Regions from separate parts of the Homo sapiens genome. Here region 1 is linked to region 2. A link is a loop called in an ENCODE intact Hi-C map of the cell type or tissue named here. Cell type or tissue: IMR-90. All regions are shown on one strand. Each heading gives the region's core, and the rest is flanking DNA. Links, peaks and the distances in the headings are about the cores only.

Region 1 (5,382 bases), core at 89-5,088, 430 kb before region 2:
CCCTTCCCCCAGGTGCTCTGTCCCAGAGAGATGGGAGTTTTATCTAAAAGCCCCTGACTGGGGCTGCTGCCTTCCTTTCAGAGATGCCCTGCCAGTGAGGAGTCTAGAGAGGCAGTCGGGCTACAGCAGCTTTGAGGCGCTGCGGTGGGCTCCACCCAGTCCAAACTTCCTAGCAGTTTTGTTTACACTGTGAGGGGAAAACCACCTACTCAAGCCTCAGTAATGGCAAATGGTCCTCCCCACAGCAAGCTTGAGCATCCCAGGTCAACTTCAGACTGCTGTGCTGGCAGCAAGAATTTCAAGCCAGTGGATCTTAGCTTGCTGGGATCCATGGGAGTGGGATCCGCTGAGCTAGGCCACTTGGCTCCCTAGCTTGAGCCCCCTTTCCAGGGGACTGAACGGTTCTATCTCACTGGCAAGCTTATATCCACTGGCTTGAAATTCTCGCTGCCAGCACAGCAGTCTGAAGTCGACCTGGGATGCTCAAACTTGCTGCCAGGAGGAGCATTTGCCATTACTGAGGCTTGAGTAGGCAGTTTTCCCCTCACAGTGTAAACAAAACTGCTTGGAAGTTCAGACTGGGTGGATACCACTGCAGCGCCTCAAAACTGCTGTAGCCAGATTGCCTCTCTAGACTCCTCTCTGGGCAGGGCATCTCTGAAAGAAAGGCAGCAGCCCCAATCAGGGGCTTACAGATAAATCTCCCATCTCCCTGGGACAGATCACTTGGGGGAAGGGGCAGCTGTGGGCGCAGCTTCAGCAGACTTAAATGTTCCTGGTACCACTGGGGTATGAAAAGAAATTCCTGCAGCTAGCTCGGGATGGCTGCCCAGTTTTATGAAACTCAGGGCCCTGGTGGCATAGGCACCCGAGGGAATCTCCTGGTCTGTGGGTTGCATAGACCATGGGAAAAGCGTAGTATCTGGGCTGGAGTGCACCAGTCTTCATGTCAGAGTCCTTCATGGCTTCCCTTGGCTAGGGGAGGGAGTTCCCTGACCCCTTGCACTTCCCAGGTAAGGCAATGTCCCACCCTGCTTCAGCTTGCCCTCCATGGGTTTCACTCACTGTCTAGCCAGTCCCAATGAGATGAGCCAAGTACCTCAGTTGGAAATGCAGAAATTACTCATCTTCTGTGTGGATCTCACTGGGAGCTGCACACCAGAGCTGATCCTATTCAGCCATTTTGCCAGCCACTGAATTTTTATTATAATTTTGGATAATTGTGAAATTTTTTATTTGATAACTATGATTCTTTGGAAATGATGTCAAAACCAAGATATTTTCTCCTATTTCAACAGTCTCAATCCATTTCCATCTCTCTTCTTCACATAGCTCCTTGTTCTTCTCTCACATTTCTGCATTTCCTCTCACAAAGTTTAGAATTTCTGTAAGAGGTTAGCAAAGGTGACCTATGTCCAGTACGAGAAACAACCCTGTCATAATGAAGGAGAGATCCAGGCTACAGTGAGTGATCTATTCACTTGCTGCATGTCTTAGTCTATTCAGGCTGCTATAACAAAGTACTTTAGACTCAGTAATTTATAAACAACAGAGATTTATTTCTTAGAGGTCTGGAGGCTGGGAAGTCCAACATCAAAGCACCAGTAGATTTGGTGTCTGGTAATTGGCTTAATAGATGGTGACTTGTTGCTGCATCCTTACATGGCAAAAAAGAGCCAGAGAGCTCACTCAAGCCTCTTTTATAAGGTCACTATTCTCATTCATAAGGGTCAAGCCCTCACCTTATGACTTAATCACTTCCTAAAGGCCATACCTCTTAATACTATCACATTGGGTATTAGGCCTCAACATATAAATTCGTGGGGTACACCAATTTAGAACATAGTGCTGCACCTCAACGCAATTTAATGGACTATCATCTGGTCATACCTTCTCTCTGTGAAGATTTTTAGACCCTACTGGCTTACCTCCGTTAGTGATGCTCTCTGACAGTCTTCAGCTTGGCAATGTGCCTTAGTATAGGCACTGCATCCATGTTGCAACACAGTTCTCCATAGGGTTCTATATCATGAGTTATGGCAGGTATGTTAAGCAAGCTAGCATGAGCTTTTAAGACTCTGAAACACACACTGAAAATCCACACACATCATCCAGCATATGGAAAGCAAACCTAGGAGAAAATATGGAATTTGGAAAAAGGCATAAGAGAATGACATTAGCAAAATAAATAAAACAATAACGATTTGGGCAACAGCCAAAAACACAAGTAAAAAATGAGAGGTATTTTGACTCCCTAATATATTAAAATGTGTCATTCACATACTCACACTGCATGCATGATTTAGCTTTCTTTTTTCTCAGCCTCAGCAACAGCTAGGAATACTTTGTTGACAGTTTTTACCTCATAAATTTGGTTCCCTGATCTAATTTTTCATTACGAGAAAAAAGAAAGGAAAAAAACTTAAAGATCTTTCCTCAAATGAGATTCTCTTTCCCTCTGGGTTTTTATTGATTTGTAATTGCACTGATATTTCACATTTCTATTTAAAAACACCGTGTTCTAATGCTCAGTCTGGCAGAGGCTTCCTTTTGCATTTGACAGGACGCCCACCAAATCATTCTATTATGGAGACAGCTCAGGGTTCTGGGAAAATCAATAGGAGTTTAGCTCCTGGGAGGCAGAGAGATGGAGAAATGTGAGCAGTGGCTACTAGCAACCACTGGGCTAGGAATGTCTCTAAAGGCTAAAGTCAGGCCACAGGCCTGCAAAGTGTGGAATTTTAGCAGTTATGTAACTACATTTTTAGGTTAATGATTCAGTCTCTGTGTTTTGGCTCTGTTTCCTTGAGGGTAGCTGCTCCTGAGGGAGAAGCATTGTCGTTTCACTGAGAATTGCCACTTCACTGACCATCGTTTTTGTGTGAAAAAGAAAGGCCTTTTAGAAAAAGCAGATTTGTTTAAGTTTCTAAATAGCAAATCCTTGGCCCCTATAATTCACATTGCTTTGCCATCAATTTTAGACAGTGTTCAATTACACATTGAGGCAAAGACAGGTCTTCTCTTTAGCTATGTCCTGTTAAAAGCCTGCCTCCCTACTACTTGTGGTAGGTATCCATTCTAATGATTCTGCTAGCTGTTTTTCCCCCATCTGTGCCTGAAAAATCAAATCGTCTGCTCAAAAGTCAATGAAATGTCTTAAGCTGCTAGGGCAGCTAAATAAATCTGCTAACAACAATAACCTTACTGAGGAGGAATGTAAAAAAAAAAAAATTACTTTGTATTCCTCAGAAGGCATTCTGGTAAACAGTCACACCATACTAAAGCCCAGCTCTAAAATGCAACCTATCGCGGTGCTGGACAGATTATATTTTGTGAGCAGGGCTGATGGTTCACATGTAAACCTATGGCATTCATTCTGCTAACACCCCACCCACAACAGCTGAGAGTGAGCTTCTGCAATGAACTGCTTCAGAGTGGTTGGGGCTATTATCTAACGAGTTTGTATTCAGGCAAGGACCTGAGTCTTACTTGAAAAATGTTTAAGATTAAGGCTTTCAAGCAGCAAACCTTACCATCAAGGAGAAAGAATAACCTCCTATGGGAGATAGCCAAACTTAAAACAAAATTGACCAAGCAGAAAGTTATAAATAATATTATTTTAACAGGGTTTTGAGGTGCAGCCAAACATTTTGGAATGTTCTCAGTCCAAACAAAACCAGCATACTTCTCATTTTTTCCAACCTCATGACTGAGGCAGGAGGTAAATGGAAAGGAAAAAAGCCTACAGTTGCAAAATGTAAATTTAAAAGAAAAATCAATCTGGACAGTCATATAAACCAGGTGGCAGGCAAAAATTGGACTCATTTATGAAGAAATGCAAGGCATCCTGTAACAGGCAACAATTAAGGAACAGTAAAAAGACCAAAGAACTTGGAAACCAAAACAGGTTCAAATCTTAAGTCCACCACTCACAAAAATGTGGGTGTCTGGATAAACTTCTTAGCTTCTCTGAGACTCATGGTTCCTCACCTGGAAAATGGAGGGAATAGCACTGATCTCACAAAGTTCTTGCATTTAAAGAGATTAAAAATGGAAGCACCTAGCACAGCACTCCAGCACATACAAGAATGTTAAATCTCCACTGCCTCATCCTACTGTTTCCCCAGTCCCTCCACCCCACCTCCCACTCCAGCAAACCAGAAGAACTAAAGATTTGCCTTGGATTAAAATGTTTTAAGCAGTTTGGGTTTTGTTGGTTGTTGTTAAGGGTGATAGTGTCATACTAAAAAAATGTAACTGGGCTAGGAATCTAGAGAACTGAGTCTGTTTGATTCTGCAGCTTTCTAACTATTAATTTAAAGCAGTGACCTCACCTTTTTGGGCTTCAGGTTCTTCTGTTTAAAGTGAGGCCACTGTAATAATCTATAAGGAATACCAGTTTTAATATTCAAGAAATTGCCTGTTATATTATTCATGGGGAGAGATACGACAGGGGTCCTGTTGTTTTGTTGGTTTGTTTGTTTGCTTAAAGATAGGGTTTTGCTCTGTTGCCCAGGCTTGAGTGCAAAGGCATGATCATAGTTCACTGCAGCCTCTACCTTCTGGGCTCAAGTGATCCTCCCACCTCAGCCTTCCAAGTAGCTAGGACTACAGGCATCCACCACCACACCCTGCTAGTGTATTTATTTTTTGTAGAGACAAGGTCTCTATGTTGCCCAGGCTGGTTTCAAACTCCTGGTCTAAGGCAATTCTCCCACCTCAGTCTCCCAAAGTGCATGAGCCACCACACCAGGCCTTATTTTGTTTTGATTTTGCCTCCTGCTGATATATTATTTCAAAGTTTTTGTATAACTAGTACTAGTATTTTTCTTTTACATGCAGAGATCTTATTGAAGGCAAAAAGAGCCTTATTTTCAGAAGTTATTCAATACATGTTTGTGGAATGAATAAGTTACACTAGTTAGGATAAAACAGAATGTTGTTCTTAATATAAAACCTTGGTCCAATCCCAGTGCAGTGCTCCTCCTTAATTATAGCTCTCCTGCCCACTACTCCAATTTCTTTGAAAACACCAGAAGCATTGCCCCTTAATATTGTCAAATGAGTATATAGCAGGTGGTTTAAAAACTGTTGCTTTTGTACCTTTTTTAAATCAGTGGTTCATGAATCTTTCACTGTTATGTGAAGCTTGAGAGATTCAGAAAAATAATATAACTATCTCTCTCCCTAAATAATATGATTATCTCTCCCAAAATAAATTTTAAAAAATTGTAAGCCATTCTTTTCAATAATTCCTGAGAAAGAAAAAAGCCTAAATTTATGAATTCTGACTTCAATGCTCTTTATTAAGACCACAACTAACTGTAGTATCACCTTCCTCTCAGGCCAAAATGAGCAAGAAAGCAGAAGAGAAATTCTTTC
Region 2 (5,382 bases), core at 240-5,239:
TTACATATTCCTCCAATTTTTAAGCTCACAAGGAACTCAAGGGGCATTCAGATCAACTCATATATCACGCAATGGCACACCTGATAGGCACTGAGCAGGAAGCTTCCCATGAACTACCACACAGAAAGCCAGTGCTCTGTAATCCTAATTCAATATAACACTGACTGAGCACCTACAATGTACAGATAGAGGGCCAAATATTGAGCACAGAAGGATGAAGAAGATGCAATTCTGGTCTGTAGGAAGCTCATATAAAAGTATGTAAGTCCACACTATTTTATTGATTTTAGTAGAAACGGGTTTTCACCATGTTGGCCAGGATGGTCTCGATCTTTTGCCCTCGTGATCTGCCCGCCTCAGCCTCCCAAAGTGCTGGAATTACAGGAGTGAGCCACTGCACCCGGCCGAAGTATTCCATTTCTTGAGGCAGAAAAGACTTCTCTGTGGTGACATTAGATATGAGCCTTCTAAGAGGTGTGTATTATGATGGCAGGAGAAAGAGGAGAATGGAGTCCTAAGCGGGAGCAACTGTGTATTAACACAAACATGGAAGGATTCTACATACGCTGTTAGTAAGGAAAAATCACCAGGCAGAGCTGGAGCTGAGATTATAATCAAGGGTCTTCAGTGGAGCAGCAGAGCCAGGTGGAGTAGTGTTAGAAGACTACTACTAACATGAGTAGTGTTAGTACTACTAACATGAGTAGTGAGGAATAACATGATAAGGAATTTGAAGACAAGTGGGGAACCATGGAAAAACTTGAACATAGCAATGAGATTATTTGATCTCTGATTTAAGATGAAAATCTGGCAGTAAAGGGAAGAATGGGTGGCGAGTTAAAGGAGCCAAAATGCCCCTTAGCTATTCAAAGAGGATGATAATGTAATAATGCCAGCCTGAATTCAGGTAATGGTAACGCACAAGAAGAAAAGAAGAATTCACCAGCCACAATGGCCAAAGATCAGCCAGGGTTAGTAAATTAAAGATAATTACAATTTCTGACTTTAGTGGCTGGCAGATAGTAGTATCACAAAATAGGACAGGGACAAGACCAAAAGCAATCAGGAATAAGTGCTACTTAAATCAGAAAAATACTCAAAATGCTGAACACATGCTGGTGTAGTCTCAAACAAAACTGGGTGATGGCATTTTCTATAATGACTGTGTAGTCTGCCATGGCGGGTGGCCCAAGGAAGTGATAACAGGGGCAGAGGATCTCTAGGTCACGTGTTCAAAGTCATAATTCTCAGGTGTCTAAAACTTGTTCATATATCTGACAGCTGTTCAATGACTGATGTGAAAAGAATCAGAGGTTTTAGTTTAGGGTCTAGCAAAACAGATGTTCCCCTTTATAACTGACACCTTTGTTATGATAGAGGAGAGTTTTTTGAAAGAAATTAAATCAGTTCTAGTCCTTAGATTGCCTGCTGAGATGTTTTTGGACTAGTCAGAGTCTGTTTTTTCTTTTTGTTGTTGTCGTTGTTGTTGTTGTTTTTGTGTTTCCCAAGAGCATCCCACTATGGCATAACGATTTGTTTGAAATGTTTAAATTTTTTAAAAATCAAAGGTAGGAGTTGTCTAAGAGTGATAAGGCAGTCATTTAATATAGCTCTTTCCGCTGCTTCTATCTTTCTTTATTCTTTTGCAGTCGCTTGCAAAAGGTTATCTGCCACATTACAGGTCTGTGTTCATTTCTTTATCAGCATATGATCTATAAGAAAACATTCAGCCTGGAGCGGTGGCTCTTTTTCCCTTTGAAAATAGTGCAGTGGCACCACGGGGTTGTTTTTTGTTTTTTGTTTTTTCGTTTGTCTTGTTTTGTTTTGTTTTGAGATGGAGTCTCTGTCACCCATGCTGGAGTGCAGTGGTGCCATCTCGGCTCACTGCAACCAACCTCCATCTCCTGGGCTCAACCAATTCTCCTGTCTCAGCCTCCCAGCACCTGCCACCAGGCCCAGCTAATTTTTGTGTTTTTAGTAGAGTCAGGGCTTCACCATGTTGGCCAAGCTGGTATCGAACTCCTGACCTCAGGTGATCCACCCACCTCGGCCTCCCAAAGTGCTGGGATTACAGGCGTGAGTCACTGTGCCTGGCCGGTTTTTGAATTATCTAATACTTTAAAATATGTTTCCTCCCTTTTAAACCCAAAGTTCTAAGTGGGAGGATATGTGTCCTGGGCATTAAGTGGGAGATGCAGATAGTTCCTGAAGACCTCCACAGCAGTAGACTTCTTGGGCTACAGGGGAGCCCACTTTCTCCAGGGACCATATTTGTTTAACTTGTCCCTGCATGTGGACTGCCCTGTGGCAAACCACTGTAAAAGAATGAAGTCTCCTAAGAATTGTGCTTGAGTTTGTACATTCCTTGGTGTCGGCTAAAGCCACAGGAACTTTGGCAGTATTTTGAAGTTACACCCGTTCCCTATTGCAATGCAGGTCTGTGAAATAATGCCTTAGCTCTGCCAAAAACCACAGTGATTATCAACAGTGTAAATAATCAAGTAAAAGCACTTTTCCACAGCCCAGTGACTAGATTGTCAAGAATGCAAAAAGTAGTAGCAAAAATTGATTGCCATTTGCAAAGATAATTTCTATCTGAATTATATTACTGTATTGCAACAGCGATGCATAATGTGTGTCCAGCATCTTTGTAATAAACATTTTAGGTTTAATTTAGAAATCTCTGAGTCATTAGAAAAGTTCTTTCTCATTATGATGAAGGGGCCATGGTGAACTCAGCACTATTACAGTCTAAAGAGGGAAAAGAAACAGACAAGCAAGCTACACGTGTGAGAAGCAGAATTGCTCCTAGCTGAAACAATAGGAAAAAGTTCAAAATATAGATAGCTGCCTATTATTGAATAATTAATATAAGTATGGCTGTTTTACATTATCAAGCAGCCTGAGTATTTTCAATATTCCAATACAATGTGATATGGTCATTGATTTGTTGTTGTTTTAAACTCTTCATTTCTGCGAGGAAAAGAAGACTTCACATCTAGCAAACAAGGTCAAATAGATCAACTAAACTAGACCTTTCCGCCCCTCACAGATACCCCTTGTGCTGCTGCTTCAATTATTCCTGACATTGGTATTCAATAACTCAGGCTGGCAAGATGGTTTTAGAGCTCCACCCCAACCCTACACTGCTGGAAAATCTTATTTAAATTGAATTTTTCACTCTTCATCTCTTCGTTTCAGAACCAGGAAGATGTCTGCTGAAAAGCATCAGGCTGGCTGGCATGGTGGCTCAAGCTTGTAATCTCAGCACTTTAGGAGGCCGAGGTGGGCAGATCGCTGGAGGTCAGGAGTTCGAGACCAGCCTGGCCAACATAATGAAACCCCATCTCTACTAAAAATACATAAATTAGCCAGGCATGGTGGCCCATGCCTGTAATCCCAGCTACTCAGGAGGCTGAGGCAGGAGAATCGCTTGAACCCGGGAGGTGGAGGTTGCAGTGAGCCAAAATTGCGCCACTGCACTCCAGCCTGGGTGGCAGAGCGAGACTCTGTCACAAAAACAAAAACAAAAACAAACAAAAAAAAAGAAAAGCATCAGGCCTTACTGGAAATTAATGCAACGGAAACATAATTCTCTTGAGCCTTGGGCCTTCTCTCGAGATTAGTAGGTGTGACTCAGTGGTTCAAAACCAGGCTGTTTATATGAGTGGCCTAAGGGGCTTTTTAAAAATACTGATCGCTAAGCACAGCCTTCTCCAGGGACCATTTAATTAAAAATCTGACGAGGGTGGGGGCCAGGCATCAGTCTGTCTATAAGCCCACCTCCCCGCCCCACTACCCAGTGAGTCTAATGTCCAACCCAATCAGTTTCATGTTCTAGCATGCCTGTGAGGAGAGAGAATTTTGTGAATGTTTGCTTAGGAATGTTTGCACCTGTTTACCCTAAGAGCCAGTGTGCTCAAACTTAGATGTCCATTGGAGACACCTGGAAGATTTTAAGATCAATGATATTTGGGTCTTACCCTGGAGAGATTCTGAATTTCTGTGAGTGGACAATCACCCCCAGGTGATTCCAATGTGTAGCCAAGTTTAAGAAACACTGTTCTCGAGCTATGAAATCCATGAGGGCTGCGCTTATTCACTTACTTCAAAGCCTGAGGAAGTGCATTACGAGTATTTACAAGATAGGACTCAGTGTAGCCAGTAAACGGCCCACTAAAAAAAAAAACAAAAAACAAAAAAAAAAAAAACAGGATTCCCTCCTGTGTCAGAACTATCAGATGCTGATGACTAGACTGTGCAGAAATAAGCACATAAATGAGTGTCTATTTTGAGTAATAAGATGAGTAGTATCCATAGAAACAACTGACGAATAATCATCGTAGCTAATTAGATAAGTGATTTCCAAAACCTATTTGAATGATAACTAACGTAATAAACTTCAAACTTCATATTCAGCGACATATTTTTCCCTGCTCCTCTTAATGGTCTGTCAAGAGTTGGCAATCGCGTCAATAGAAGTCATGTTTTTAATCCTCAACGATGTTGATTTACCCTCTCAGAAAGAATTACTGAGTGAAGACTGAAGTAGCATTCAGCCATGAGCATAGGTTTTGGAGTCAAACAGAGCAGGATCTGAGCCCCTTGCTCTGCTGTTTGTTAAGCAGTCAGCCTCGGGAACATGGCTGAACCACCCTGCTCTGTGTTCTCCTCAGTACAAAGGAGGTGATACTATCTATTCCATGGCACTGCTATAAGGATTAAAGACAATTTCCCTCTTAAAATGCTTTGCACAGAGCTATTACTAGAAAAATCACAGTATTGTTAAAATCATTTCCTAAATTTGGGGGCTGTTGGGAGTTAACATGATAACAGAACTAAATTACTCTGGGCCAGGCACGGTGGCTCACGCCTGTAATCCCAGCACTTTGGGAGGCCGAGGCAGGTGGATTACCTGAGGTCAGGAGTTCGAGACCAGCCTGGTCAACATGGAGAAACCCCATCTCTACTAAAAATACAAAATTAGCCTGGTGTGGTGGCGCATGCCTGTAATCCCAGCTACTCGGGAGGCTGAGACAGGAGAATCACTTGAACTTGGGAGGCAGAGGCTACAGTAAGCTGAGATTGCACCACTGCACTCCAGCCTGGGTAATGGAGCAAGACTCCATCTCAAAAAAAAAAAAAAAAAACAACTAAATCACTCTGTAAAAGATGACCATGTATAGAGGTCACACAACTCTTTATTGCCATCTCGCCAGAAAACACAGTAATGCAATAATTGGGTTTAGCCACTCTATTTTTCAACACATCTTGGGTTGTGTTTTGTTGTCATTGTTGTTGTCGTCGTCGTCGTTTTTTTGGCCAATGAACAAGATATTTGGTGGTTATCCCTGGTGCTATTACCCTTCCTGGGCCACACTG

What was found. A loop is a pair of places that touch in the nucleus more often than their neighbours do. Peaks named below come from ENCODE experiments on the same cell type or tissue, not always from the same donor. Only the 100,000 strongest peaks of a DNase experiment are listed, where the experiment ranks them.
Region 1: a loop joins it to region 2, with 5 times the contacts of the local background. A loop is called at or near these places in 2 of 110 quality-filtered maps.

The regions. Positions count from the first base shown.
Region 1 is chr3:177,903,643-177,909,024 of GRCh38, reverse strand. No RefSeq gene overlaps it. Among named protein-coding and RNA genes, the nearest start is that of LINC02015, 89 kb to the right of the region's middle. In IMR-90, for the core only: a CTCF peak has its summit at 2,659; DNase peaks (open chromatin) are centred at 2,734, 3,544 and 4,164; H3K27ac peaks cover 2,874 bases.
Region 2 is chr3:177,475,705-177,481,086 of GRCh38, reverse strand. The region is part of intron 1 of LINC00578 (long intergenic non-protein coding RNA 578); the gene reads right to left. Among named protein-coding and RNA genes, the nearest start is that of LINC00578, 36 kb to the right of the region's middle. In IMR-90, for the core only: no CTCF peak of the experiment used is centred there; a DNase peak (open chromatin) is centred at 2,446; H3K27ac peaks cover 1,148 bases.